3 separate regions of the Homo sapiens genome follow, and regions 2 and 3 are each linked to region 1. The links are chromatin loops, found by intact Hi-C in ENCODE. Cell type or tissue: A673. All regions are shown on one strand. Each heading gives the region's core, and the rest is flanking DNA. Links, peaks and the distances in the headings are about the cores only. Region 1 holds the start of TLR8-AS1 (TLR8 antisense RNA 1). Region 2 overlaps LINC01203 (long intergenic non-protein coding RNA 1203). Region 3 has its middle 14 kb from the start of TCEANC.

Region 1 (10,408 bases), core at 4,402-6,901:
GGTGAAACCCTGTCTCTACTAAAAATACAAAAATTAGCCAGGCTTGGTGGCGTGCACCTGTAATCCCAGCTACTCGGGAGGCTGAGGCAGGAGAATTGCTTGAACCTGGGAGGCGGAGGTTGCAGTGAGCTGAGATCACACCACTGCACTCCAGCCTGGGCAACAGAGCAAGACTCCGTCTCAAAAAAAATTTATAATAATAATAAATTAAAAGGCAGATTAATTGGAGAAAAAGCATACAAATTTATTGTGCACATGGAGGAGAACCATAGAGTGATTACCAATCCCCGCAGTGGGGTACAGAAGCCTTGAGGTTACAGAAAGACTGGAGGCTTGGATCTTGGCAAAGAGATTATGGCATGGGGAGAAGAGGAGGCCTGGCTGGCAAAGGCGTTCTTGTTACATAGGAGAAATCTCAGAGGTAGCCGCTCTCAGACAGAATAGATAGTAAATGTTTCTTTCAGACCTTTAAAGGTATCAGACTCTCAGTTTTTCCTAGATATGGACAAGAGAGAGCCTCAGAGAAAGCCTGGCTGTATCAACGTAGTTTTTCTCTGCAGATGCAAATCTTCGCCACATGAGACAGTTTTGTAGGGCTGCTTCTGTTTGCGGGCCCTGTGAACAGCCATCTCAAAATATGTCAAAGAAATATATTTTGGGGTAAAATATGTTGATTCCTTCACTGGGCTTGAGGTGCCCCACTCCCAAGTTTGAGAGAAGAATCTGGGAGAGGTTTGGGAGATTTTTTTCTTTCTGGTTTTAATTGCACTCTGTTTCCTCCAGAGTTTACAGTTATTATTATTACTGTGTGATCTAATTATGTGCAAGCAACATAATCACAGAACTGATTATGCCTCTGAAAATTGGAAGGGAATATTTTGGGGGAAAAACCCAAATTGAGAAATGACTGAGTTTATAGCCAGTAACAGCTGTTGTTTTTAGGAAGTTAAATCGATTTCTTTTGCTCAAAGAGTTTCTACTTCCTGAAGAGATGTACCCTGTTTTCTATGGGTGCAAAGGCAGTCTGTGTACATCATGATACTCCATACGGGCCTGATGGCGCTCAAACAGAAGGCCAGGCCAGCAGGCATCAGAAGCTTTTCCTTTCCCCCAGTTTCCTGTTTCCAGATCGTATTCCAAAGCTATAATTTCTACTTACCTTGAAGACCTTCAGTTTTCCCTGTTTCCTTCCTCTACTCCCTGAGCCTCTCACTATGAGATCCCTAGAGTGTGGTTGTAACGGCCTCCTCTAGCGGGTGCCCAGGCCCCAGTCTGCTCTGCTCCACACTTCCCCCTAGGGGCAGTTCTCTGCCTGCGTCCATGCTACCCCCTGCTTCTAAACCTTCCAGCGATCCTCAACACCAGTCGCCTATAAAGTACAAGGGCCTTGCACTTTATAGTTGGCCTTCAGGGAGGGCACAGTTTGCAGCCAGTACTGCCTACCAGCACACTTCTGTTTCCTTCAGCTCACCAAAGCTTTAGCCATGAGAGTTTATCATTCCTTCCTCATCTTCCTGTCCACGCCTGTATTTCCAGATCATTCACACTGTGCCCTCTGCCAGGAATGCCTTAGTCTCATTTCCAACCTCACGGCCACCTTAGGAGACAGCTCTTGTGGCATAGATGTTAAGATGGAAGGTTCTGGAGTCAGGCTGCAGGATTTGTATACTAATTCTGCCCAGGGTGTGCAGCCTGTGCAGTCACATAAGAGCCACACTAAGGAGGGCTCCGGGCTTGGTTTTTTGCTCTGCTACCACCATCTTGAAATTCTTAATCATTTTTGAACCAGGGCACTGGACTTGCAAACTATGTAGCCAATTCTGCTTCTGACACTGACAAACTGTCTAACTATAAAATCAGGATGACAGTGAAGGCTTAGAACAGGGTCAGGCACTTTGGAAGCGGTCAGTGAATGGGAGCTATCATTATCCCCATCTTACACACCAGGAAAGAGGCTCAGTGAGTTGCTCCACACCCCACAGCTGTCACGTGACAGAAACGGTGACGTGGCTTACTTTCACTTCCCACGCCGATGTGAACTTTCCTACGTAGCCCTGACTCTTTGTAGCACGTGGTCATGTCTGCTCTCAGTGTATTATGTGGCAGTATTTAAAGGCTGCTCATACTGCCTTTGTTCCTTTAGAAGTAAGCAAAGCACAGAGTTAGTATTTCTCACACTTGAAAAATGAGAACAGTAAATCAGTGACTGCCTTAAACATCCAAATCCAATTATGACCTTTGCTGAGACAAAGATGCTGGCATCAGAGTCTGGAGTCTGGGGCTCTGTGAACCCACACACCATGCCTGTCCCTCTTCAGTCTGGAGCCAGAATCCTCCCTTTCCCACAAAAGACAAAAGATGCTAACAGATGCACGCTGGTTTCCGGAGGAAAAGGCCACTTCTGTGAGCCAGTGGGAAGACGGGAAGTCTTTCCTGCAGGAAGGGGGTAGGTAGCTCAGGATACTAGCAGGAGATGCTTTTAATTGTTCTGCAACAGTGACAGCTCAGCATCGTGATTCCTGGTGGTGCTGGGGTGCAGTACTATTGTTAATGTCAGCTCCCATTCATTCATTCCTCTATTTTCACACTCACACATTCTGAATGCAGTTATTATGCTGTGGTCTTGGGGAAGGAGCTGTGCTAGTGGAAAGTGATGCAAAGTGAAAAGAATATTCTTGCCACTTGGGGATTAGGGAGAAAACCAGCAAGTATGCAAAGATTCACAACCATCTGGTGAGTGCCTAAAGCCAGATATTATCAGAACTCGGGTAAAACCAGAGGCCTAGAAAAGGCAGGAAAAACATGGCTCCCTCAAGAGGTGAAATTTGAGCTGAGATTTGAGGGATAAGGAGATCTGATTGCCAGTCCCGTTGAATTCATTTCCTATCCCTGTAGTAGCAAAGGACCACAGATCCAGCAGCTTAAACAACACAAATTGATCATCTTAAAGTTCTGGAGGTCAGAAGTCTCACTGGGCCAAAATCAACGTACCTGGTAGGCTACATCTTTTCATGGAGGTTCTGGGGGAGAAGCTGCTTCCCTGCCTTTCCAGCTTCTAGAGGCCTTCTAGATTCCTTGCTTCCTCCATCTTCAAAGCTGGCAATGTCACATCTCTCTGACCAGTCCTGCATAGTCACATTTCCCCCTGACTCTCCTCTTGAGCTGCCCTCCTTCACTTTTAAGGGCCCTTGTCACTACACTAGGCCCACCCGGATAATCTAGGATGATCTCCCTACTTGGAGGTCACCTGACTAGCAATATTAAATCCGTCTGCAGTCAAAATTCCCTTTTGCCATGTAACCAAATATTCATAGGTTCCAGGGATTAGGATGCAGACATGTTTTGGGGCTGCTACTCTGCCTGCTATGCTCATTTTGTAGATTACTTGCTGTGTGCCCCTGAGCAATTTTGTCCAGTCTCTCTGAGCCTGAGGCTTCTTGTCTGTAAAAAGTAGAAATAAGACCCGCCCTGCCCATCTCACCTGAGAATGTAATGAGATAGTGTTTGTAAAAATGCTTTAATAATGGCAAAGGTCTCTGTCAGCATAGATGTTCCTATGAGGGGGAAGGGCAGGGGATAACATCCTGAGTGTCTGCTGCATTCTAGGTAGGTACTAGGAGATGGTTTATCCCAGATGGCGCATACCTCTTCCCAATTCCACATTCAGAGCTGTCACACTGGTGTCTTGAGATCTGCCATGGTGACAGTATTTACACCATGGAAATACTCCAAATCAGGGCTGCCCCCACCACCTTGAGAACCAGTTGTTAAACATTTACCAGCACATGACAGGTCTATTCCATTTATTTAAGAAAAACCACCTGAAGGGGCTTTTATTCCTTTATAGTATAGATAGGCAAGTCAAGCTCACAGCCAGTGATAAACCCACCTAAGATCTCACAGCTGGTAAGAGTGACTGAGTGTTGAGGCTGGCTTGTCATACTCCAAAGTTGATTTTTCCACTGTACCCTCAAAACCATTCTTCACTCCTCCAGTTCTGCCTACCCTTGACAGGTTTGATTACTCTAACTAACCAAGAGAATTGTGGGACTTAATAGCAGGTTCAAAACTGTAACTGTCATGCCTAAGTTGGTGGATGGCCACGTTTTGGCTGTGGAAGTGCAGTTTCCTGGGGGCTCACCTGGGTCACTGCCAACTTGACCTAAATCAAGTTTAAAGCCTTCCACCCTAGAGGTTAGGCAGCATATGAAAATACTGAATTCTCCACTGTCAACTGCAGAGGGTTAAAAGGGATTTGATGTAAACAAATTGCCAGGTCACACAAAAGTCAAAGTGCCACATGGCTTCCTCTTAGACAACCTGGAAGTGTTTGAAGGTCAGCAAACACAAGTGCTTCATTCAGAAGTGAACAAAGCAAATAGCAGGCTAGCATTATTGACCTTTGGGAGCAGAATTAATGGTGGCAATTGGAGATTTAAAACAAAACCAAACTGACTTGACTTCATGTTCTATTTTAATCAGGTTCCTATTTCTCTGTGTACTAACTTTGTTTTATTAAGTTTTGGGTTTTATTTTAAATGTGCTCAAAGCATAAGACATCTAAAGTAGTTAGTGGGCGTGAGGAATTAATTGACCCAGGAGCAAAGACTGCACATCTGACAATGGTTCTCAGTTTGGCTGTACATGGGAACCACCTGGGGACCTTTCAAAACGCCAGCTGCCCTGGTTGCATGCAGACCAGTTAATCCAAATCTCGGGGGCAGGGGGTAGGGGGGTCCCTGGCATTGGTCCTTGCGGATTGAAGCTCCCAGGTGATTCCCATGTGCAGCCAAGGTCGAGAACCACTACTCTTGTAGTTTATTTCCCTTATTCCCACTTAGCGTTTCTATTTTTTGAGTTTCTGTTGTGTATAGTCTGTTTGGGAAAAGCACTGTATCCAGTTACATGAGAGGTCCTGACACCACAGAAGGTGAAAAGGCCTCAGGGCGTTTCCTAGTGGGTGTTTCAGAGAATAAAGAATCCCCACACCTAGAAAACCAGTTCTCCCACACTCACCAGGAGTGACATCACCAGGAGCCAATAAAAAATTTCCACTTGAGTTTACCAGTTAAGCCCTCAATTGATTGAACCTAGAAATTGCTAGACAAACTGTGAAGGATTAGGTTCCTCCAAACTGCTCCTTTTATGAGGCCCATTCTCTGATTTACACTAGATCTAGCCTCTTACCAGTTCTCTCAGTTTCAATGCATTTGTTCTGTGGCTGTTGTAGTATTGGCAGGAGGAGGATTTGAGTCCGCAGGCAGATAAGAAGCCAAGTTTCAGAGGAAAAACAATGGAGATTCCACACCCTGAGCTCCTTGAGTCTAAAACCAAAGCCTAAAGGCTGTAGGCAAATTGTTGCTGCCCCCTATTGGCAGTGATTGGTGTTGACGCATGAGAAAGAGTCCAAGCCCCCTGGTGGTAAATTCCAGCTAGGCCCATCCCTTGCTGTCGCTCCACATTCCACTAACAATGCTGTAGGCACAAAAGAATTCCCCCTTAAATATATCAGATGGGAGTTGTGAAAGGAAAATAAATCTTGGGACCCCAAAATCACTAAGCTAAAGGGAAGTCAAGCTGGGAACTGCGTCAAGCAAACCTGCCTCCCATTTTATTCCTAAATAAGACAGCTACAAAGATAAAAAAAAAAAAAAGACATACCTCCCTCACAATTTGCCCACAAGGAAATTCCTCGTGGACAAAGGACAGACAGAGCTCAAAGTCATCCCTCTGAGGCTCATGTGAGACAAATGCATATCTGATTGCTTCCTCTGCCCTGTCGTTTCACCAAGGCAGACCAGGCATAAGTGACTATTCCTCCACCCTCCTCTCCCATGTGAATTGTATATTCAGTGAAAGGCTAATCAGAGACCCAATAGAATGCAACAAATGTCTCTTATCTACCTGTGATCTGGAAGCCCCCTCCCCTGATTCGAGTTGTCCTGCCTGTCTGGACGGAACCAATGTACATCTTACACATGTTGATTGATGTCTCACGTCTCCCTAAAATGTGTAGAACCAAGCTGTGCTCCGACCACCTTGGGCCCATGTAGCCAGGACCTCTTGAGGCTGTGTCATGGGTGCATCCTTAACCTTGGCAAAATAAACTTTCTAAATTGACTGAGGCCTGTCTCAGATATTTTGGATTCACAAATTGGTAACCATGAAGGGATTCTGAGTGGAGGTACCCCTGACCTTTGACAAATCTACTGTTGGTGCTTGGTACCAGCTTGAGCTATCTTTATGGCTCAAGCCAGTAGGACAATTGGCTGAGGCCTGGGAGACACCCCCACCCCCGACCAAGAGAATCCCTGATCTCTCCAAATTTGGTTGAGATCTAAAGTTTATTTTGCTGTATAACTCCTTTTCTGGAGTTTCACTTGCTCCCAAAAAGGAAGGCAAGTTTTCCTGCTTCCATGATGAAGAGTGCAGGTAACTCCTTTCTGGAATTTCAGCTCACTTCCAACAGGGAAGGCGAGTTTGAGTTTTTTCCTGCTTCAAAGATGGTAGAGAGCAGTGTTCAGCCTGAGCCCCATTCCTAGGTAAGTAGCTGAATTGGGCTTTTGTCTTGGCTAAAGTTAAAATTAACAATCAGCTGGTTTTAATTTATCCTTACCATTAGAGCGCTTGGTAATCATATATTAGGTTGGTGCAAAAGTAATTGCGGTTTTGCATTCTTTTTAATGGCAAAAAGCACAATTACTTTTGCACCAACCTATAAATTGTGGCATTGTTTGCTTTGCTTAGCTGTTTTTTGTTGTTCTTTGTTTCTGTTTTGGTTGTTGTTTTGGTCTTTTTTTCATTGGTTTCATGCACATCCGTGTGAAGAGACCACCAAACAGGCTTTGTGTTAGCAACAAGGCTGTTTATTTCACCTGGGTGCAGGCGGGCTGAGTCCGAAAAGAGAGTCAGCCAAGGGAGATAAAGGTGGGGCTGTTTTATAGGATTTGGGTAGATAAAGGAAAATTACAGTCAAAGGGGGCTGTTCTCTGGCGGGCAGGAGTGGGGGTCACAATGTACTCAGTGGGGGAGCTTTTGAGCCAGGATGAGCCAGGAGAAGGAATTTCACAAGACAATGTCATCAGTTAAGGCACGAACAGGTCATTTTCACTTCTTTCGTGGTGGAATGTCATCAGTTAAGGCAGGAACCGGCCATCTGGATGTGTACGTGCAGGTCACAGGGGATATGATGGCTTAGCTTGAGCTCAGAGGCCTGACATTCCTGTCTTCTTATATTAATAAGAAAAATAAAACGAAATAGTGGTAAAGTGTTGGGACGGTGAAAATTTTGGGGGGTGGTGTGGAGAGATAATGGACGATGTTTCTCAGGGCTGCTTCGAGCGGGATTAGGGGCGGCGTGGGAACCTAGAGTGGGAGAGATTAAGCTGAAGGAAGTTTTTGTGGTAAGGGGTGATATTGTGGGGTTGTTAGAAGAAACATTTGTCATTTAGAATTATTGGTGATGGCCTGGATACAGTTTTGTATGAATTGAAAAACTAAACGGAATAAGAGAAGGAGAAAACAGGTATTAAAGGACTAAGAATTGGGAGGACCTAGGACATCTAATTAGAGAGTGCCTAAGGAGGTTCAGCATAGCCTTGCCAGTAAAGATTATTTATTTACTTCAAGAGTTTAGAGTGGCAGTTTGGGGATAGCACCAGGAGATATCAGCTGTGATGTCTTGGAGAAACAGTGTAAACCGGCAGTGTAAACAAGAGCAGGGCATGTATGAGTAGTTGAGAACGGTGAATAGGAGTATGACTAGACAGAAGATAGTAGGGATGACAAGTTTTTTGGGGCACAGTCTAAGTTGGTCTGGTGTCTGGAATGAGACTGGGGCCTAATAAAAAGGAGCGTCTATACAGGAGCTCAAATGGGCTGTACCCTGTAGCATTCTGAGCACAGGTCTGACTTCTGAGAAGGAAAAGTGGTAAAAGTATTGTCCAGTCCTTTTTAAGCTGGTGGCTGAGCTTGGTGAGGTGTGTTTTTAAAAGACCTTTAGTCCGTTCTACTTTTCCTGAAGACGGAGGACCGTAAGGGACATAAAGGTTTCCTTGAATACTAAGAGCCTGAAAAACTGCTTGGCTGATTTGACTAATAAAGGCTGGTCTGTTATCAGACTGTATAGAGGTGGGAAGGCTAAACTGAGGAATTATGTCTGACAGAAGGGAAGAAATGACTGCGGTGGCCTTCTCAGACCCTGTAGGAAAGGCCTGTACCTATCCAGTGAAAGTGTCTACCTAGACTAAGAGGTATTTTAGTTATCTGACTCGGGGCATGTTGAGTAAAGCTAATTTGCCAGTCCTGGGTGGGGGCAAATCCTCGAGCTTAATGTGTAGGGAAGGGAGGGGGCCTGAATAATCCCTGAGGAGTAGTAGAATAGCAGACGGAACACTGAGAAGTTATTTCCTTGATGATAGATTTCCACAATGGAAAGAAAATGAGGAGAGATTCTAAGAGGCAGGCTAGTGGCTTGTACTATAGCATAGCCTGCCTTTGCTGGTGTGTGGCGATTAGGCCTGGTGGAACTGCCATCAATAAATCAAGCGTGATCGGGGGAGGAACAGGAAAGAAGGAAATATGGGGAAATGGGGTGAATGTCAGGTGGATCAGAGAGATACAGTCATGGGGGTCAGGTGTGGTATCAGGAATAATGTGGGAGGCCGGATTGAAGTCTGGGCCAGGAACAATGGTAATTGTGGGACTTAACAAAGAGTGAGTACAGCTGAAGGAGCCGGGGAGCAGAAAGTATATGCATCAGGTATGAGGAAGAAAATAGATTTTGGAAGTTATGAGAAATGTAGAGAGTGAGTTGAGCATAGTTTGATTTTTAGGACCTCTAAAAGTATTAAAGCAGCGGCAGCCGCTGCCCACAGACATGAGGGCTAGGCTAAAACAGTAAGGTCAAGTTGTCTGGACAGAAAGGCTACAGGGTGCGGTCCTGGCTCTTGTGTAAGAATTCTGACCACACTAACCATGCCTAGGAAGGAAAGGAGTTGTTGTTTTGTAAGGGATTGAGGTTTGGGAGATTAATCGGACACGATCAGCAGGGAGAGCACGTGTGTTTTTATGAAAATTATGCCAAGATAGGTAACAGACGAGGATGAAATTTGGGCTTGACTGAAGTAATGGGGGCTGCCTGTGAAGCCTTGCGGCAGTACAGCCCAGGTAATTTCCTGAGCCTAATGGGTGTCAGGGTCAGTCTAAGCGAAAGCGAAGAGAGGCTGGGATGAAGGGTACAAAGGAATAGTAAAGAAAGCACGTTTGAGATCCAGAACAGAATAATGGGTTGTAGAGGGAGGCATTGAGGAGAGTATATAGGTTTGGCACCACGGGGTGGATAGGCAAAACAATTTGGTTGATAAGGCGCAGATTCTGAACTAACCTGTAAGCCTTGTCTGGTTTTAGGACAGGTAAAATGGGGGAATGGTAAGGAGCGTTTATAGGCTTTAAAAGGCCATGCTGTAGCAGGCGAGTGATAACAGGCTTTAGTCCTTTCAAAGCATGCTGTGGGATGGGATATTGGCATTGAGCGGGGTAAGAGTGATGAGGTTTTAATGGGATGGTAAGGGGTGCATGATCGGTCGCTAAGGAGGGAGTAGAGGTGTCTTATACTTGTGGGTTAAGGTGGGGAGATACAAGGGGAGGATGTGAAGGAGGCTTTGAGCTAGGGGAAAAGGTGGCAATGAGGTGTGGCTGTAGCCCAGGAATAGTCAGGGAAGCAGATAATTTAGTTAAAGTGTCTCGGCCTAATAAGGGAACTGGGCAGGTGGGGATAACTAAAAAGGAGTGCTTAAAAGAGTATTGTCTAAGTTGGCACCAGAGTTGGGGAGTTTTAAGAGGTTTAGAAGCCTGGCCGTCAATACCCACAACAGTTATGGAGGCAAGGGAAACAGGCCCTTGAAAATAAGGTAATGTGGAGTGGGTAGCCTCCGTATTGATTAAGAAGGGGACGGACTTACCCTCCACTGTGAGAGTTACCTAAAGCTTGGCATCTGTGATGGTCTACAGGGCTTCTGAGGCAATCAGGCAGCGTCAGTCTTCAGCCGCTAAGCCGAGAAGATCTGGGAAGGAGTCAGTCAGAGAGCCTTGGGCCAGAGTTCCAGGGTCTCTGGGAGTGGCTGCCAGGTGAGTTGAACAGTCCGATTTCCATCCAATTTCCAGTGGGGTCCCGCACAGATGGGACACGGCTTAGGAGGAATCCTGGGTTGCGGGCATTCCTTGGCCTGGTGGCCAGATTTCTGGCACTTGTAGCAAGCTCCTGGGGGAGGCGGTTCTGGAGGAATGCCTGGCTACTGCGGTTTAGTCGTTTGGAAGTTCTTGTGTGCTGGAGATGTGGCTGGGGTTTGTCTCACAGTGGAGGCAAGGAATTGCAACTCAGAAATATGTTGCTACTTGGCTGTCTCTA
Region 2 (10,408 bases), core at 2,749-5,248, 400 kb before region 1:
TCGCAGATGGTAAGTCCTACAGGCTTATTAAACAAAATGCCTCTATTTCTTTGCATGTGCTTTTCCTTCTGCTCAGAATGCTTGTCCACCACTTCTTCAGCCCTCACTGTACTCCCATCACTTTTTAAACAGCTCTACGGAGGTATCATTGACATGCAGTAAACTGCACATATTTAAAGTTTTGACATATGTACACATTCATGAACACATCTATCACTCACAAAAGGTTTCTCATGCCCCTTATACTTCTTTTCTCTCTCTCCGTGCCCTCCTCCTTGGCAATCACTGATCTGCTTTCTGTCACTGTAAGACTTCTTTGAATTATCTGGATTTTTATATAAATGCAATCATACAACATGTAGTTTTTGGTGTCACTCCTTTCACTTAGCATAATGTTTTTGAGTTTCATCCACATTGTAGTATGTATCAGTAATTAGTTCTTTTTTATTGCTGAGTAGTATTCCATTGTATGGATATACTACAACTTGCTTATTCAATTACCTGTTGATAGATATTGGGGCTTTATCTATTTTGTTACAGTTGTTTTCCTAGTGCCTCAAACAGTGCCTGACATGTAGTAAGTACTCAATAAGTAGTACTTTAAAATAAGTGAATGAAAGAATTCCTTCTGGTGTGCTTCACCTTGTCCTTAAAACAATTATTGTTGCTATGAACAATCTGCAGCCATTACAAACCATGCCTTCAAAGAATATTGTATCATATGTAAGAACACAAATTGTTGCTGATAATAGGTCAGGCGAAAAAGGCAAAACCCCAGAGCACATAAAGGCCTAGAATGCATGGAGCAGTCTAATATATATATATAATCAACATATGTAATCTCTTTGACTTTATTTTTACTACTTCCCATAGTTTCCAAATTTTTGACAATGAAAGGAGATTCAACTTTTTTTTTCAAAAATGCAATTATATTTTTAAGAACAATCTGGCTGGGCACAGTGGCTCATGTTTATAATGCCTGTAATGCCAGCAATTTGGGAGGTCAAGGCGGGAGGACTGTTTGAGCTCAGGAGTTCAAGACCAGCCTAGGCGACATGGTGAAACCCCGTCTCTGCAAAAAAATACAAAAACTATCCAGGCATGGTGCCCCATGCTTGTAGTCCCAGCTACTTGGCCAGCTGATGTGGGAGGATCAATTGAGCCCGGGAGGTCCAGGCTGCAGTGAGCTGTGATCACACCACCACACTCCAGCCTGGGCAACAGGGCAAGACCTTGTCTCAAAAAAAATAAAAAATAATAATCTGCTCAAATGTTACTTCTTTCATGAATCTTTTGCCCTTTCCCCCAGGCAGAATCAATGGCTCCTGGCTCCTTCTGTAAAGGCAACATGGTATGTATCAGTCAACTCTTGCCAAAGTAATGCTGTATACAAAATCCCTACCTATCTCAGTAGCTTACCATTACAAACCTTTCTTTCTCCTGAGTCTGCAGGTTGGCTAGGTGAGAGGCATGGTGCTTTGCTTCAGGCAGAGGGTCAGCTAGGCTACTCTGATTCTATGCCTATTACCTTCTGACATGGCTTTGTGAAAGAGACGAGTGCAAACACATGATGCCTCTCAAAGCCAAGACTCAAGAACTGGCCCACAGTTCTTTAAACCTATATTCCATGGCTAAAACACAACGCACAGCTAACCCCATGGCAGTGGGGCAGAGAATGATCCTTCCATGGAGATCAGGAGGTGTGGGAAAGGAAATACTTGTTGAACAATAATTTAATCTACCACATTATAGGAGACACAACACTGGTTTTGGAGTCTTTTGAACCTGGCTTTGAAAGCTAGCTCAACCACTTAAGAGCTGTGTGCTTTGGGGCAACTTACTGTTTACCTTTTTTGTTAATTGGAGGTAATAAAATGCCTGGAAGAGGCGTTGTGAGCTTTAAATGAGGTTAGGTGTATGGTGACCACAGAAGTACACTAGTCAGAGCTCCTTCTAGAGAATGTGCAGTTGGCAAATAAGTATCCCAGCACTGGGTGCTGTCCCCCTGGATCCTCCATCAGGCTTGCCCTGAGGCCATGCTTCCCTCAGGCTGCACCCGGCCATTGATGAAGCCCAGCAGAGAAACTAAATCAGGCCCATTGCTGGAGGATGAGACTCCTCTAGTAGGAGACATGGGCTTGAAGGCCTCCCACTGATCTGGCTTAAACATTCTGACACCAGCACTGCAGTCTGAGGCTCTGTCTCCAATCCTCTTTCTCCCTTCCTTTGCTCCTCTAAGCTGGTGTCAGGCCTGCACTGCAGTTGGGAGACTCTCCCTGCACACCCCTGCTTCCTCCCCTTTATCCTGCACAGGTGTTTCTCCCAATACATCTCTAGCTCATTCAATTTCTTTTTTTTTTTTTTTCCTTTTTTTGAGACAGGGCCTCAGTCTGTTGCCCAGGCTGGAGTGCAGTGGTACAATCATGGCTCACTGCGGCCTTGATCTCCTGGGCTGAAGCGATCCTCCCATCTTAGCCTCTTGAGTAGCTGGAATGACAGGCACGCACCACCACACCCAGCTAATTTTTTGTGTGTTTTTTTTTTAATAGAGACAGGGTTTTGCTATGTTGCCCAGGCTAGTCTTAAACTCCTGGGCTCATGTGATCCTCCCACCTCGGCCTCCCATAGTGCTGGGATTACAGGTGTGAGCCACTGAGCCCAGCTGCACGTTCAATTTCCAATTTCATCTTGGTGTCTGCTTCTTGGAGGCAGACTGAGACACTGTATATTAAGTGCCTAGTAGAGTGCCTAAGAAAAAGTAGAAACTCAATACATTTTGTTTTTAAAAGATTATTTCTCTTGTTTACTCAAGATCTTTAACGTATATCTCATCTATAGCTGTTGTCACACTTCACAGATAGTTGAGGGTTTTCTGATTTTAGAAATTGTGATAAAATATGTGCAACATAAAATTTGTGATTTTAACCATTTTTAAGTGTACAACTCAGTGGCATTAGTTACATTCACAAAGTTGTAAAACCATCACCATGATCTGTTTCCAAAGCTTTTTCATCACCCCAAAATACTCTATTACTAAGCAATAACTCTTCCCCCGCTTCCAGTCCCTGGTAACCTTCATTATACTTCCTGTCTAAGTTGTTTTATTACTTATTTCCCATGGTTAACTGAGCTCAAAGGCAGGAATTTTGTCCTAGTTGTCTTTGTATTTTAGGTTGTGTACTAAATCTTAATAGAAATGAAATGAAAAATACAAACAGGGATGTACACTACTAAAGTGATGAATGCACCAGATTGTTTAACTTGATTGTAATTTTGATTGACGTTACTATCTCTCAATATTTTTGCTTCATGATAAAACTTGTAAAGAAAAAAGGAGGGTTTCTATGCATGCAGTTTAAGTGAATCTATCTTTTTCCCCTTGTGACCCCTTTCTCTCCTCTACTGCATTTTCTAAAGATCACTGCACACAATCGTTTAAGCAGAACGCCGGTTGTAGGTCAACAGATGATTTTGTAACAAGGGGGCAAAGGAAAAAATGCAAAACTTCCTCTTTCTCAACATTAGTTAGCATGGGAAAGTTAACATGATGTGCTTCAGAGGGTTCATTAGAGGGGGCTTTCCTTTATGTGGCATTTGACTGTTTCTACTCAAATAAAATGAACTGGCAAAATATTTGAGCAGAAATGTGTATGCCTTTCTGAATAAAAGGAGCCTGGAGGTAGCCGCTTCACCTTGCTGATTGTTTCCTTTGCTGTGTAGAAGCTTTTTAGTTTGATGTAGTCTCACTTGTTCATTGCTTATGTTGCTTGTGTTTTAGCGGTCATATCTAAACATATCACTGCCAACGTCAAGGAAGGCTTTTGCTGTGTTTTCTTCTAGGAGTATTACGGTTTTACGTCTTTAATCCATTTTGAGTTAATTTTTGCATATAACGTGAGATAAAACCCCAATTTTATTCTTTGCATGAGGGTATCTAGTTTTCCGAAAACCATTTATTAAAGAGACTGTCCTGTTCCCATCATGTATTCTTGGCACCCTTATCAAAGACTAGTTGACTGTACATGTGTGGGGTTATTTCTGGGCTCTTTATTCTGTTCCACTGATCTATGTCTCTGCTATTACAATAAAATCAGTATCTCCAAGAGATACTTGAGCCTCCATGTTCATTGCAGCATTATTCACAATAGCCAAGATATGGACACAACCTAAGTGTCTGTCAATGGATGGATGAATGAATAAAGAAAATGTGGTATGTAAATACAATGAGGCCAGGTGTGGTGGCTCATTCCTGTAATCCCAGCACTTTGGGAGGTCGAGGCAGGCAGATCATTTGAGGCCAGGAGTTCAAGACCAGCCTGGACAACATGGCGAAACCCTGTCTCTACTAAAAATACAAAAATTAGCTGGGTGTGGTGGCGGGCACCTGTAATCCCAGCTATTTAGGAGGCTAAGGCACAAGAATTGCTTGAACCTGGGAGGCAGAGGTTGCAGTGAGCCGAGATCGCACCATTGCAGTCCAGCCTGAGTGACAGAGTGAGACTTTGTCTCAAAAAATAAATTAATTACATAAATAAATACACTGAAATACTATTTGATCATAAAAAGAAGAAAATCCTGCTATCCATATGGGAAACATTATGATAAGTGAAATAAACTAGACACAATTACTGTATGATCTGAAAGAAACCAAAATATCTCACCCCAAAATATTATGCATCCCTATTGCTCACCACATACGAAAATTAACTCAAGATGGATTAATAGCTTGACCCAGTGCAGTGACTCATGCCTGTAATCCTAGCACTTTGGGAGGCCGAGGTAGCTGGATCGCTTGAGACCACGAGTTCAAGGCCAGCCTGGGAAACATGGCAAAACACCTTACCCCAGCCAGAATGGACATTAAAAACTCAAAGAACTATAGATGTTGGCATGGATGTGGTGGAAAGGGAGTGCTTATGCACTGCTGGTAGGAATATACATATATATATATACAATATGCATACATATATACACACACACACATACACATATACATACATATATATATATATATACACACACACACACATATACACACGTGGGTGGAAGTGGAGACCATTATTCTAAGAGAGGTTAACTAAGGAATGGAAAACCAAATACCGTATTTTCTCACTTATATGTGGAAGCTAAGCTATGGGTATGCAAAGGCATACAGAGTGGTATAAAGGACATTGGAGACTCAGAAGGGAGGAGGTAGGAGGAGGATGAGGAATGAAAAACTACATATTGGATGCAATGTACACTACTTGAGTGATGAATGCACTAAAATCCCAGACTACCACCATGCAATTCATCCATTTAGCCGAAAACTACTTGTACCCCTAAAGGTATTGAAATTAAAAAAAAATTTTAATATATATTTTGACATATTTTGAGGTGGCTGTTCACAGGGCCTGCCAACAGAAGTGGCCTGCAAAGCTATCTTGTGTGAAGGAGATTTGCAACTGTAGAGGGAGTAAAATGAAGTAAACAACAGATGCTATCATGTATTCTTTGAAACACCACCCCACTCTCTCCCTCTGGATCCAGGAAGGATCACCTGGGAGTCTTGACACTTTAAAGGCCCTGCAGAAACATTTATCACAGGCTCCCATCTCTTCTCTCTGAGGGATTTCAGAGAGATTTCATCTGTGAGATTTCATCTGCATAACAAGACCACCTTTACTAGCCAGGCCTCCTCTTCTCTCTGTCCCATAACCTGTCTTGCCACCATAACCTGTTTTGCTATAATCCAAGTCCTCATTCTTGCTGTAACCTCAAGATGGTATAAAAGTGTCAACCCTCTAGCCATTTCTTTGAGCTTGTATGACTTCCATACACATGTGCACACAATAAAATTTGTATGCCTGTTTTTCCCGATAATCTATTATCAGTTTGTTTTATAAACTCAAATGACTGAAACTTCAGGGGAAAAAATTTAAACTTTCCTACAGTCTCACTTATATGTGGAATCTAAACAAAGTCAAGCTCATAGAAGCAGAGAGTAGTATGGTGGTTGCCAGGGGCTGGGAGGTGAGGAAAATGGGAGATGTTGGTCAAAGGGTACAAACTTTTGGTTATAAAATGAGTAAGTTCACCAGAACTTATGTGATCTAACATACAGCATGGTGTAACATACAGCTGTATGTGATCTAACATACAGCATGATCACAGTTAATAATACATTCTTGTTTACTTGAAATCTGCTAAGAGAGTAGATCTTAAGTGTCCTCACCACACACACACACACACACACACACACATATACACACAGAGATAACTAGATATGGCGATGAATGTGTTAATTTGTGATAATCACTTCACAGTGTATGCCTATATCAAATCATCACATTGTACAGCTTGAATATATATGAATTTTGTTTGTCAATTACACCTTAATGAACTAGAAGAAAAAGTAAAAGGATCCTGGATCACTTCAAAATATAAGCATGGCCATGATTGTGTGAGAAAATCAAGAATGCAGCTAGGTACATGTTTGAGTTTAGAGTCTGTGCACAGGTTGGGTCTTCAGGCCTAATGAAGGTATCCTAGAGCAAGTAGTGGGAAACATCACCATGTTGAGCCTGCTTGGAGTTGGGTGGGTTGGAGTCAACTGTGTGGATGACATACCACAAACTCCAACTTGATTTGGAGATCCATCTCTGACAAGGCAATGATTTAGAATAGGGTTCCTCAACATTGGCACCACTGTCAGAGCATTCTTGGTGATGGGAGCTATCCTGTGCATTGTACAATGTTTGTAGCAGCATCCTTATCCTCTACCCACTAGATGCCGGTATCACTCCACTTGCCCACCCTTACACCGCCTCCCCAAGTGGTGACAACCAAAAATGTCTAGACATTGTAAAATGATGTCCCTGGGGGGCAAAATAGCACCTGGTTGAGAACCATTGATTGAGATGAGAATGACCATGAATAAATTTCACCATTGTATTATGCCTGTATTTCTGCATTTTCAAAGTGGAGATACTATTTTTCCAGGTGTTTCTTCTAAAGCTTTTGTTTGGATTTCTGCGTCAGAAGAAGGAAATGAAAAGAATGCCTTTAAGAATCTCCTATTCTCTCATATCCTTCCTTCTTACTCATGCTTGCTAGCTTTTTTCCCTCTTCCTACTGAGAAATAAGTAATGTTTTATTGAATTGGTTTAGGTTTGCAGTTTCTGTTTCCCTGCTTCACTAAGAATATATCAATAGATACATACTTTGCCACAACAATAAAGAAAAAATACTTTCTGACAGGTGGTCCAGGCTGGACTTCATTTTACAAAGCATTCCAAGGGGGCTGGGCGCGGTGGCTCACGCCTGTAATCCCAGCACTTTGGGAGGCCGAGGTGGGTGGATCACCTGAGGTCAGGAGTTTGAGATCAGCCTGACCAACATGATGAAACCCCGTTCTACTAAAAATAGAAAAAATTAGCTGGGCGTGGTGGTGGGCGGCTATAATCCCAGCTACTCGGGAGGCTGAGGCAGGAGAATCACTTGAACCCAGGAGGCAGAGGTTGCAGTGAGCCGAGATTGCACTACTGCACTCCAGCCTAGGTACGACAGAGTGAGACTCTGTCAAAACAAAACAAAACAAAACAAAAACCAAACCCCCGCAACACCCCCCCCCAAAAAAACCCAAAGCATTCTAAGAGATTTCATTTTATGAAGTATCACAAAAGACTTCATTTTCTGAGCATCAGGAAAGTTGTAAAGGTATGTTAAGTCTTCTTCAAGCAAAGGACTGCTGGGCTGAAGCCCCAGGCCTTCTGTTTCCTTGAGGACTTTCTGTGGCTTGGAGGAAAAGCGGAAACTCTCTCTCTCTGGGCATTCTTTCTGCCTAAGCCCACCAGGGAGCTACATAAGCTTAATTAATGTTTGTAAAACATTTTTGAGATGAAAAACACCATTAGCTCAAACCACTGCTATGAAAAGTATTGTTTTCGAAACTGCATCCACACATTAGCTGTCTTAACTAGTCTTGAGGGAGACAGAAAGAACCAAAAGTACCAAATGGTGACAGAGGAGATGATGAAGCCCTAATGGGACTCCTGGCTCCAAGGAGGAGCAGTGCTGGATGGATTCATTCCTATGTGTGCTGTATGTGTCCTGCTTTCCAGAACAGCCTCCAGCAACTGATTATTTACGTGAGTAAATAACAAAAAATGCTGTTTTATGCCCGGGATGTTGCTGAAACAAGAAATCAGCATAGTCTCATACCCAGGGTGAGAACCAGGAGACAGAATTGGCTAGCTGGTGAGGGTGCATCTGCTAAGAGATTTAGACAGTAAAGGATGACTGTCAGAGGCCATAAGGCCCAGGAAATGTCCTAAACACACGGCTGCTGAGCACAGACAAAGCCTTTGTGTTGTATAGAAAAGAATCCCCTCTGGGCACAGCCCTTTCCCAAAGCCATGGTGAGACAGCCAGGTGGGAAGGGCTCCCTGGCAGAGCCTCCGACCGACCTGCACACTGGAAGGAGCGCGCAGTGGGGTGGAGCCACAGAACGTCCAGCTTTTGCAGGGGAGAGGAGCCTTGCCCCTCCTCTTCCTCGGTGGTACCTGAGAAGCCCACGGGCAGGAAGCACACTCTCTTGCTTTGCTAGGTGTCTCTTTTCTCCTTTTCTTCCTTTTCACCCAATAAAACCGTGCCCTACTCACCCTTCAAATAATCTGCAAGCCTAAATTTTCGTGGCCGTGTGACAAGGACCCCGTCTTCAGCTGAACTAAGGAAAAGTCCCCAAACAATGGGAAGAAAGGCAGGGAGTAGACATCCAATTTCCTGGCGTGGATTGTGGAGGGGTACCATGGTTCTGACCAGATGTGTATCAGGAGCTTGGAATTCATAAGCAGAGAGGTAAAGCAGAGCTGAATTGAGGAGGTGTCCCTTCGAGCTGGCATGGTTTGGTAAGCAGGGTGTGACCTGGAATTTGGCCCTCGATCTAGCTTTTACAGCCTGGCATTCTGGTGTGCTGCATAACCTGTGTGGCCAAGTGCTGGGCCTTAGAAGACCAAGCCTAGCAGGATGGAGTTGCACCTCTGAGCTGCATCTCTTTAAATTGCCTCAGAAAGAATCTGGAAGCTGCTGGAATACCTACTACCAAGGTCTTCCACCAGATTTCTGGCATCTTGCCCTTCCCTCCCTCTTCAGTTAGTTAGTCCCAAGTCACCACTCCCTTGTCGGGAGACTTGTCCCAACTACCTTCAAACTGTATAATCCTTCACTACCATCACTGATGACAAGAGGAGAGCTTGATAAAACTCATGAAGCCTTGCATTTATTTGTGAGTCTGTTATAAAGTTCTAAAGTTCAGCACTTTATCTTTCAATACGTTAGGGGAAAAAGTTATAAATATATCTGCTTCTGAGAACTTTAAGCTTCATGTTTCATGTAATAATTTATCTTTCATTCCAGTGTTGGTAAAAAACATATTTTTCCAAAGAATCCTGGTGTCTGTGGCTTTATTGGAGGAGACACAGTATTTTTAAATATGAGAGCTTCATCAGAGAGTGATTTTCTGGCCTATGGGTTTGAAGACATTTGGCACAGACAAGTAAGTGAGGTCACTCTGCTCTCTTTTAAAGACTGTCCATTGCATTTCAAAGGAAACCCAAGCTCCTCCTCACGACAGGCAGGGCCTTAAAAACCTAGCCCTTGCCTCCCCTTGGGCCACTTCCATCCCTGCACACTGCCCTTCATCCACACTGCCTCTCTCTGTCCTCTGGATATGTCGTTTCCCCTTGCTGTTCTTACAATGCTTACACCTTCACTCTTTATCCGACTGGCTCCTTCTTGTCATTCATTCTGTGCTCCCCTCAGAAAGAACTGCCCTGACCACCCAATTGAAAGAAGTCCTTTCCCCAAATTACTGTCACCTTACTTTAGGATATTTATTTTTAAGTTAAAAACATTTAAATTTCTATTTTTTCATCTTCAGTGTCCAGCTGGAATGGATATTTTTATAGCACTTATTACTCTGCAGTTAATATATGTCCTCACCTCTATATTCTCTATTATGTCCAGGGTGACTATGTAATGTATTATCCAAACTGAGACACTCTTGAGAGTGAGAGCTATTAATAATTATAATGAGACAATGAAATAAGGTGAGACTCTCCCAGGGACACAAGAATGTATGGATCATTGGAGTTGAACCCATTAGAGAATGTAATCTTCCTTAGGCATGAACTTTGTGTGGTTTCTTCACTGTTGATCATCAAAGCAGGGAATTGTACCTACTACCAGTAGGTACCTACTGTTAAATGAACAAATGACTTCTATATGCATAGATTTACACGTTTAAATGTTCCTTGTCATTTTTGCATTTTTCCATATATTAAATATGAGTGTATATATTTACAATGTCATTTTAAGAGAAAGAAATCAGAAAATTATATGAACCTTATGTTCCCTATATGATATGTAT
Region 3 (10,408 bases), core at 7,797-10,296, 690 kb before region 1:
AAACACGTTAATTGTTCCAAGAGACAAGCCCATTCGACTCAAAAAAAAAATAACCACTTTTAGAGGAGATTATCAAATTATAACATGTTCCAAAACTGTGATACTTCTCCCTCAAAATTTGGAATGATTTCACTCTATGTTTGTTTCTTTTGCAGAAATTAAATCACCTAACTGATATCTTATGGTCTGATTGGAACAGGATTTCAATAGCAGCCCTGGGAAAGTAAGTTCCAGAAAGTATACTTCTCTTCACTCAAGGAAAGGTAGCTGGGCCCATATAAGGGGAGAGTGTTATTTGCAATGTTACGGATTTGTGAGAGATCACCATTCCTATCAAATCTTTCTGTTGTCCCCTCATCTAATGAATTCTAGAAAGTGAAGAGTCTATGTTAGGAAGTGATTCGCCATAGGTCTGCCCATCTTATACACATAAGCCCTGGCAGCCTTTGTTCTGAACTATCTTTTCTTTTCTTTCTTTTTTTTTTTTTTTTTTTTTTTTTTTTGTGAGACGGAGTCTCACTCTGTTGCCCAGGCTGGAGGGCAGTGGCAAGATCTCGGCTCACTGCAACCTCTGCCTCCGGGGTTCAAGCAATTCTCTGCCTCAGCCTCCCGAGTAGCTGGGATTACAGGTGCCCACCACCACGCCCGGCTAATTTTTTTTGTATTTTTAATAGAGATGGGGGTTTCACCATCTTGGCCAGGCTGGTCTTGAACTCCTGACCTTGTGATCCATCCAGCTCGGCCTCCCAAAGTGCTGGGATTACAGGCGTGAGCCACTGTGCCCGGCCTCTTTTCAAGGATGTTTGTATAATGAACAGCCTCAGGGAACAGGGATAGCATCTTCCTTTTGGGGGGCAGACTTGGTTCTCCACTAAGATGATAAAGGTATTGTCTCCTTCCAGGACAAAGTTTGGGAAGCTTTGCTCTCAGCCCTCTTATTAGACTGGGGCTTTCCCAGACTCAGGGCTCAGCTGTGGCACAAGCCCACTGTGAATGCTGCACTCTGTGGCCCAGGCTGGAGTGCAGTGGCGCGATCTTGGCTCACTGCAACCTCCACCTCCTGGGTTCAAGTGATTCTCCTGCCTAACCCTCCTGAGTAGCTGAGATTACAGGTGTGCACCATTACGCCAGGCTAATTTTAGTATTTTTAGTAGAGATGGGGTTTGGCCATGTTGGCCAGCCTGGTCTCAAACTCCTGACCTCAAGTTACCTGCCTGCCTCGGCCTCCCAAAGTGCTGGGATTACAGGCATGAGCCACCATGCCCAGCCAAGCTGTGTTTTTTTACCAATATCTATGAAACCAGGACAGGACAACCTGCTAGCTTGTAATTCAGGTAAAACATCAGCCTTTTCACGGTTCTTTTTTTTTTTTTTTTTGATGTTAAAGCCCATGGGCTAGTTCATATACGTCTTTATTTCTTTTTTTTTCTTTTTTTTAAATTATACTTTAAGTTTTAGGGTACATGTGCACAACGTGCAGGTTTGTTACATATGTATACATGTGCCATGTTGGTGTGCTACACCCATTAACTCATCATTTAACATTAGGTATATCTCCTAATGCTATCCCTCCCCCCTGCCCCCGCCCCACGACAGGCCCCTGTGTGTGATGTTCCCCTTCCTGTGTCCAAGTGTTCTCTTTGTTCAATTCCCACCTATGAGTGAGAACATGCGGTGTTTGGTTTTTTGACCTTACAATAGTTTGCTGAGATTGATGGTTTCCAGCTTCATCCATGTCCCTACAAAGGACATGAACTCATCATTTTTTATGGCTGCATAGTATTCCATGGTGTATATGTGCCACATTTCCTTAATCCAGTCTATCATTGTTGGACATTTGGGTTGGTTCCAAGTCTCTGCTATTGTGAATAGTGCCACAATAAACATCCGTGTGCATGTGTCTTTATAGCAGCATGATTTATAATCCTTTGGGTATATACCCAGTAATGGGATGGCTGGGTCTAATGGTATTTCTAGTTCTAGATCCCTGAGGAATCGCCACACTGACTTCCACAATGGTTGAACTAGTTTACAGTCCCACCAACAGTGTAAAAGTGTTCCTATTTCTCCACATCCTCTCCAGCACCTGTTGTTTCCTGACTTTTTAATGATCGCCATTCTAACTGGTGTGAGATGGTATCTCATTGTGGTTTTGATTTGCATTTCTCTGATGGCCAGTGACGGTGAGCATTTTTTCGTGTGTCTTTTGGCTGCATAAATGTCTTCTTTTGAGTAGTGTCTGCTCATATCCTTCACCCACTTGTTGATGGGGTTGTTTGTTTTTTTCTTGTAAATTTGTTTGAGTTCATTGTAGATTCTGGATATTAGCCCTTTGTCAGATGAGTAGATTGCAAAAATTTTCTCCCATTCTGTAGGTTGCCTGTTCACTCTGATGATAGTTTCTTTTGCTGTGCAGAAGCTCTTTAGTTTAATTAGATCCCATTTGTCAGTTTTGGCTTTTGTTGCCATTGCTTTTGGTGTTTTAGACATGAAGTCCTTGCCCATGCCTATGTCCTGAATGGTATTGCCTAGGTTTTCTTCTAGGGTTTTTATGGTTTTAGGTCTAACATTTAAGTCTTTAATCCATCTTGAATTAATTTTTGTATAAGGTGTAAGGAAGGGATCCAGTTTCAGCTTTCTACATATGGCTAGCCAGTTTTCCCAGCACCATTTACTAAATAGGGAATCCTTTCCCCATTTCTTGTTTTTGTCAGATTTGTCAAAGATCAGATAGTTGTAGATATGCGGCATTATTTCTGAGGGCTCTGTTCTGTTCCATTGGTCTATATCTCTGTTTTGGTACCAGTACCATGCTATTTTGGTTACTGTAGCCTTGTAGTATAGTTTGAAGTCAGGTAGCATGATGCCTCCAGCTTTGTTCTTTTGGCTTAGGTCACAGTTCTGACCTATGAAGACATCTCCAGGTAAAAAACATTCCATAGCCAGCCCACAAGTATTCTGTGTTTTCAAGGAAAAAGGAGAGTACAAAAAAATGCAGGCTCCCAGCCTGGCGCGGTGGCTCATGCCTATAATCCCAGCACTTTGGGAGGTTGAGACAGGTGGATCGCCTGAGGTCAGGAGTTTGAGACCAGCCTAACCAATATGGTGAAACCCCATCTCTACTAAAAATACAAAAATTAGCCGGCTGTTGTGGCATGTGCCTGTAGTCCCAGCTACTTGGGAGGCTGAGACAGTACTGCTTGAACCCAGGAGGTGGAGGTTGCCGTGAACCGAGATCGCACCACTGCTCTCCAGCCTGGGCGACAGAGCAAGACTCCATCTCAAAAAAAACCAGGCTTTCTCAGGCTAGGCTGGAAGCCAGTGCTGTCTTAGGGAGGCATCAAGTAAGTGCCTGAGCAGTGGGGATACAGGGGTCACCCAAGTCCCAGCTGCCATCTTGCAGAAGAGGTACAGCATACACCCTCCACGCTGGGTGGAAATCCCCTGAGGTCTGTAAGGGAGGGGCAGGACAGATATCCCCAGCCACAAGGAAGCTTTTCCCAGCCTCCAGAGCTGATGGTGAACATCTGAAGCGACCCACAGGTGAGGCAGAGGCCTGACAGGTTGGGTCAGGAAAAGAGGATGTGAGGGAGAGCCAAGACTGGGCTTCAGAACACTGGTGGTGACTCAAGGATAAAAAGACATGATCACAAAAGCAGAAGTATAGGCAGCCAGTGGACCTGCCAAGATGCCCCATCTCACCGTAATCAGCAAGGAGCCGGTGTCTGCCCCCAGTGAGGTTGACTACAATGGTTTGCTAATATGAACTGTGTGCAGAGGGTAAGGGAATACTACTCTCACCCCACTGCTAGTGGGCCTGTGAATTGGTGGAACCACTTAGGAGGGGAACCCAGCAGTAACTATTACAATGAAAAAAACTGTGCATGTCCCATGGGAGAAATGTGCGCTGGAGTTCAATCAGCACCCTCAGAAGCCAGGTGCTTTCCCCTTGAAAATGGGAGAAAGAGAAGCTCTGTAGATGACATCTCCATGACAGCAGTGAACATGTCCAGGCCTGATGACATTTTGTGCCTTGGGGTTTTACCTGGTTTGGGGTAGGCTTCCATGTTGCCATCCTCATTTGGGAAAATCTGAGGCAGAGAGAGGGTAGGTAACCTCCCCAGGGATTCTCACTACTTGGCTCTCAACCACTGTACTCTGCTGTGTGGCAGAGGAGTGGAGGGAGGCCACTGTCTTGTTGGAGAGTTAAAGCGACCCTCCCATAGATCCACACATCTTACAGATACTGAGCCTCCGCCCCAGAGCCTGCCCATAATTGTGCTGCTGTGGTAGCAATGCCAGCTCTGGAACCATCGCTCCTGGCCTGGTCTTGGTTTGGAAGGCCTAGAGAAGGCCAGTGGGAAATCGATTCTCCCAATTGCTAGGGGATTACTAGGAGAACATTTTCCATACATCTGAAGGTTTAATGCTTCAAGATCCAAATGGTGGCCGGGCATAGTGGCTCATGCCTGTAATCCCAACACTTTGGGAGGTTGAGGCAGACAGATCACCTGAGGTCGGGAGTTCAAGACCAGCCTGGCCAACACGGTGAAAACCCATCTCTGCTAAAAATACAAAAATTAGCTGGGTGTGGTGGCACATACCTGTAGTCCTAGCTACTCGGGAGGCTGAAGTGCAAGAATTGCTTGAACCTGGGAGGTGGAGGTTGCAGTGAGCCCAGATTGTACCACTGCGCTCCAGCCTGGGCAACAGAGTGAAACTCAGTCTCAAAAAAAAAAAAAAAAAAAAAATCCAAATGGTTTCATTTTAAGCATTTGTGATGGTAATCTTTCTTAAAAATACATGGTCTATTTCCTTCTTTGTTTGTTTTTTAATGTTTTACTGTGGAGAATTTGAAACATACAAAAAAGTAGACCAATTAGTATTCTGAGACCCCCATCACTCAGTTTTGTCAATTATCAACACATGGCTTTTCTTGTTTCCTCTAGACCAGAGGTCAACAAACTACAGTATTTGGCCTCAGTCTGGCCAGCTACAGGCTTTAAAATTAACTTTATAAAGAATGCAGCCACTCCCATTCGTTTACATATTGCCTACGGCTGCTTTTGTGCTATAGTGGCAGAGTTGAGTTGTGGTGACAGAGATGTCTGGCCCACAGAGCCTGAAATATTTACTATATGCCTCATTCCAGAAAAAAATGTTTATCATCTTTTCTTCTAGATACCCTCATCGACTCCCTCCTCTCCCCCCCATTGTTTTCCAAGCAAATCCCAGATCTCATGTAATTTCATTTAAGTAGTTCAGTGTGTTTCTCTAAAGGGAAGAATTCTTTCTTTAAAAAAAGCATAACCGCAGTACCATTATCCCACCTAAAAGTATCGCTTAATATTGTCAGATATCCTGCAAGTGCTCAAATTTCTACTTGTCTCCTTGTTTTCTTAAACAGTGAATACTCAACAACTACTTGCAGAGCCAGTGCTCAAGTGTCATCTTCTTGCTTTGCTCTTAGAGATAATGGAGGGACATTTGAAGGTTTTTCACATGTGACAAAGTTCTGAGACCAGTCTTAAGGTTATAGCAACACGGCTCAGGGTTCTTTGTTCTAGGAGTGAGTTACCTAACTAAAGGTACAACCCCTCTCCAGGGCCCCCCATTCTGGACAGTTTTGGATCATTTCCTTGGTTAGGGTCAGCCTTCAGTCTGGGGAAGAGTGGAGGCAGTGTTTTGAAGAAGGAGTAGTAGCCCTTCTCCTTGGTCATGTGGCTGGACACAGCCACCCCTTTGTGAATTATTAGAAGAGGATCCTCACAGGCCAAGGACTACCCAGCCTGTTGCAGGCAGGCCTGTTCTCCCAGTTTGTTTCATATCCTCAGAGGGAGTGAGTGACACAGCCTGTAGAATAGGGAGAGGATCATGCCACAGCCTGTAGAATAGGGAGAGGATCATGCCACACAGGTCACATCTGCTGACAGTTGCCTACCTCCTTGCCTTTGAGAACTCCAAACAGTGTCATTCAGTACCCGTCCTTGCTGTGATAAAGGCCCAAATGTGATCTCAAAATCCTCAACTCAGGGCTTTAGTCAGAATGACATTCAGCCTTAGCAGGCAAAAATGGGGGGGACATGTCATTGTTATTTCAGTAGTTAATATTAACTTATGGGGCTGTAGGATGTGAGGACATGGTGCAGGAAGTCAGGGACCCTGAACAGAGGGACTGGCTGGAGCCGCGGCAGAGGAACATAAATTGTGAAGATTTCATGGACATTTATCACTTCCCTAATAATACTCTTATAATTTCTTACACCTGTCTTACTTTGATCTCTTAGTCTTGTTATCTTCGTAAGCTGAGGATGTACATCACCTCAGGACCACTATTGTACAAACTGATTGTAAAACATGTGTGTTTGAACAATATGAAATCAGTGCACCTCGAAAAAGAACAGAATAACAGCGATTTTTAGGGAACAAGGGAAGACAACCATAAAGTCTGACTGCCTGCGGGGTCAGGCAGAATAGAGCCATATTTTTCTTCTTGCAGAGAGCCTATAAACAGACGTGCAAGTAGGGAAGATATTGCTGGATTCTTTTCCTAGCAAGGAATATTAATAATTAAGACCTTGGGAAAGGAATGCATTCCTGGGGGGAGGTCTATAAACAGCCGCTCTGAGAGTGTCTGTCTTATGCGGTTGAGATAAGGACTGAAATACGCCCTGGTCTCCTGCAGTACCGTCGGGCTTATTAGGGTGGGGAAAAAAATCCCGCCATGGTAAATTTGAGGTCAGACTGGTTCTCTGCTCTCAAACCCTGTTTTCTGTTGTTTAAGATGTTTATCAAGGCAATACGTGCACAGCTGAACATAGACCCTTATCAGTAATTCCAATTTTGCCCTTTGCCTTGTGATCTTTGCTTTTGTCCTTGCCCTGTTACCTCAGAAGCATGTGATGTTTCTTCTCCCTTTTGCCCTTTGAAGCACGTGATCTTTATGACCTGATCCCTGTTCATACACCCCCTCCCCTTTTGAAATCTTTAATAAAAACTTGCTGGTTTTGTGGCTCAGGTGGGCATCATGGTCCTACCGATATGTGATGTCACCCCCAGAGGCCCAGCTGTAAAATTCCTCTCTTTGTACTCTCTATTTCTCAGACCGACACTTAGGGAAAATAGAACCTATGTTGAAATACTGGGGGTAGGTTCCCCCCATAGGGACATCCTGGTGAATGTTACTTAGTGTGTACAAGCAAACAGCCAAGCACTGCTCAGTGGTAAATAATTTGGGCAGCACTACAGGTTTGTGGAAGGTTGAAGATCATGGTTTTGTTGAAGGCTCAGCCTGCACAGTTGTATAACTTTCTCTAACCATGCTTAGCAGCCTGGAGACACGATGGAGAAAAGAAGGCAGTTGGGTTGATTGAGGGCTCTTCCTGGTGGCAGTGGAAGACACACGAGCCTGGGACTTGAGGGGCATTGACAAGAGTGTCTTTGAAGAGATGATGGGCCTCAGAGTCTAGGCTATGTTTTATTAGAGAGGAAAGTCAAGCCAAGAGGAGGTCAAGAGATAGGAAGAAAATGGAGCTGTCAAGGGAATGGAGGTCTCAAAAAGGCCAAAGAGTAAGTGTAGGGGGAGTAGGATGAGGAGGAAGCCAGAGAGACCAGAGAGTGGGATGTTGGAGTTCAAGAGTTCAGAGGCAATGATCAAGTCCAAGGGGTGGCCATGGTGCAGTGACTGAGGAGGAGGTGATGGTAACTGGGATAGATGAGGTCAAAGGACTCTGAGGCTAGGATCCTGGATTGGTATTTGCATGGATATCGCCATGCTGGTCAATGACAATGGCTAGCCAGGACAGAAGGCTGTAGTACTACTTAACTGCATCTCCAAAGAACAGCAGCTTTCACATTACAGAAATAAGAGGTGGTGAATAAGAGTGGAGTAAGGAGAATGCCACCCTCAACTTTAGACCCTGCCATGTGTGGAATGTGGGAAGATGAGTGGTTTTCATTTGATAAGGCTGCAGCGGGAGAGGTGTCCCTGGGAGAGAGCTCAGTTTCAGCTAAGCTTGAGAAATGCAGGAAGAGACCTTTAAGCATGAATTAAGATGGAGGGGGATTTGTTTACCAGACAATGGATCATGTGTGATGGGGGTAGAAATAGTGGGGAGAAGTGCCAAGTAGAGTGGGCCCATACAGAGTGGGGATGAGAGAGGGGGAGATGATGGGTGAGAAGAGGGAGAGTTTGCATGTTGGGTGGTAGCCAGGGGCAACAGATACGGAAGTCATGGCTGAACTAGCTGACTTAAGTTCTGCAAAGGAATCTAAGTATGATTTAGTGCTGGTGCAGGCTAGAGCTGATACCATAGGCTATTGACTGGAATTCAAAACAATATGTTGCTATTTAAGGATCTAAGAAGTTAGTCCATAAGACTCTCCCAGGAGAGTGATCACTTGGGTCTGCATTGTGCTGTTTGAAATCCTAGATAGGCCAACAGAGGGCTTTTCTCTTACTTAAGAAAATGTCCAGCAGTGACTAGTCTGGGATAGTGGTAGAGACTTCACAAAATCATCAGGGACCCAGGCTTCCTCCAGTTATGTACTTCACAAGGTGAGGGCCTTGCCCTCTTGATCACAAAGTGGTTCATGGACCTTCTGCCTTTACAGCCACATTGCAAGCAGGAAGGAGGAAGGGAAATGCCAAAAGAGGGGTCTGCCAGCTGGAAGCCCCCTTTGATGATCCTTCCTGAAAGCCCCAAGAATGACTTCAGCTTCCATCTCAGGGGCCTCCCCATCTGTAAGAGAGGCTGGGAAATGCAGTCTATTAGTTGATCACATTGCCTACCTCCCCCTGCTAAAAATCTATTTATATGTGGTCATACTGGTAAGGAAAACGATGAGAATGGATATTGTGTAGGCAACCACGGTCTCTGCTGCAGACTTTAGAGAAACATGAAACTTAACTGAGCTTTGTGCACTGATTTTCTATCCATATGTAGCAGAGTTCCCAGGTCTCCTTATTTCATTTCTGGTTTAACGTTTCTTCCTTTAACCTAAATCACTCGGGCACTGCCTTTCATTGTAAGTTCTCCCCTCCATTGTCCTTTCTTTTTTTTTTTCTTTTTGAGACAGGGTATCATGCTGTGGCCCAGGCTGGAGTGCACTGGTGTGATCACAGCTCACTGCAGCCTCAACCTCCCAGGCTCAGGTGATCCTCCCACTTTAGCCTCCTGGGTAGCTAGGACTACAGGTGCAAACCACCATGCCCTGTTAATTTGTGTAGTTTTTGTAGAGATGGGGTTTTGTCCTGTTGCCCAGGCTGGTCTTGAACTCCTCAGCTCAAGAGATCCACCTACCTCCTCCTCCCAAAGGGAGTTGCTGGGATTACAGGTTTGAGCCACCATACCCGGCCCCATTGTCCTTTCTTCTAAGCCACATTGTGCTCTCAAATGTCCTTGGTCATGGAAGAGACAGGGGGTCTTCTTCAAGTTCTACCACAATATCAGAAATCACCTATATCAGTTAACTTTTGCTGTGTAGCAAACTACCCCAGAATTTTGTGGCTTAAAACAACTATTTTTATTATCTCTTAGGATTCTGTGGGCTGATTTGCCTTAGCTGGGCAGTTTTTCATCTGGTCTCACCAGAAACACTATTTTTGTGGTTTCCATAACTAGCAGTTATCCTAACAGATACAGTTACAGTCCTATATAGATTTTGTATGCCCAGATTCTCTCACACTAGGGATAAACAATGTGGTCCCCACCCCATCTTAAAAGGTTGTGTGTGTTGGTTGTATTAAAGAGAACATTGTTGAAGAAGAATTACTTAGGGTTTAAGTATTTAAAAACCTTCAAGAGTGGGGTTTAAATTTTGTATTAAAATTAAATTTTAAAGATTAGTAAGTGGATCACCTCTCTTTTTTTCCTACCATGGTTCAATGCCTTAATTGCTTTAGGTAACAGAGAGCAAATATCTGGAGAACCTTCTGTTTGGAGGGTGTCTTAGACCTGTTTCTAACCCAGAATCTTAAACAGAATATAAAACCGTCCTCAAGGAATACACTCAAGATTCCTACACAAAGCTCTTCCTGAATTTGGAAGAAAAGAGTAAGACAAAGAAGTCATCCATGTTTCTTTGAGTCCTGCTACCTGCTCATTTAGTTTTAGGTAGTTCTCTGAGGCTTTGAGCTCAACAATATATGCTGGCTGGGTGCGGCAGCTCACTCATGTAATTCCAGCACTTTGGGAGGCTAAGATGGGAGGATCGCTTGAGGCCAGGAGTTCAAGACCAACATGGGCAACATAGCAAGACCTCATTTCTAAAAAATAAAAAACAAACAAAACCCCAATATATGTGAATCTGCTTTGCAGTTATAAGGCCTAATAAAGCAGTCATATTTTCCCATAATAGAAAGTACCTTTAAAGAATATGAAGTAATAGTGAAAAGATAAAAACTACA

Evidence for each region. Peaks named below come from ENCODE experiments on the same cell type or tissue, not always from the same donor. Only the 100,000 strongest peaks of a DNase experiment are listed, where the experiment ranks them.
Region 2: it touches region 1 in a loop (2.6-fold over the local background); 8 of 110 quality-filtered maps call a loop at or near these places.
Region 3: a loop joins it to region 1, with 3 times the contacts of the local background. A loop is called at or near these places in 22 of 110 quality-filtered maps.

The regions. Positions count from the first base shown.
Region 1 is chrX:12,941,938-12,952,345 of GRCh38, reverse strand. It overlaps TLR8-AS1 (TLR8 antisense RNA 1), which reads left to right and starts at 9,046. Exons shown (of 5, transcript NR_030727.1): 1 at 9,046-9,168; 2 at 10,012-10,128. RefSeq lists enhancers at 982-1,211, 1,142-1,436, 1,842-2,136, 5,134-5,263 and cis regulatory regions at 1,065-1,494, 1,764-2,176, 5,138-5,581. In A673, for the core only: a CTCF peak has its summit at 5,396 (motif pointing left); a DNase peak (open chromatin) is centred at 5,365; H3K27ac peaks cover 756 bases.
Region 2 is chrX:13,338,334-13,348,741 of GRCh38, reverse strand. It overlaps LINC01203 (long intergenic non-protein coding RNA 1203), which reads right to left. Exons shown (of 7, transcript NR_045260.1): 6 at 8,643-8,816; 7 at 6,917-7,011. Among named protein-coding and RNA genes, the nearest start is that of LINC01203, 8.3 kb to the right of the region's middle. In A673, for the core only: no CTCF peak of the experiment used is centred there; no DNase peak of the experiment used is centred there.
Region 3 is chrX:13,633,667-13,644,074 of GRCh38, reverse strand. No RefSeq gene overlaps it. Among named protein-coding and RNA genes, the nearest start is that of TCEANC, 14 kb to the left of the region's middle. In A673, for the core only: no CTCF peak of the experiment used is centred there; no DNase peak of the experiment used is centred there.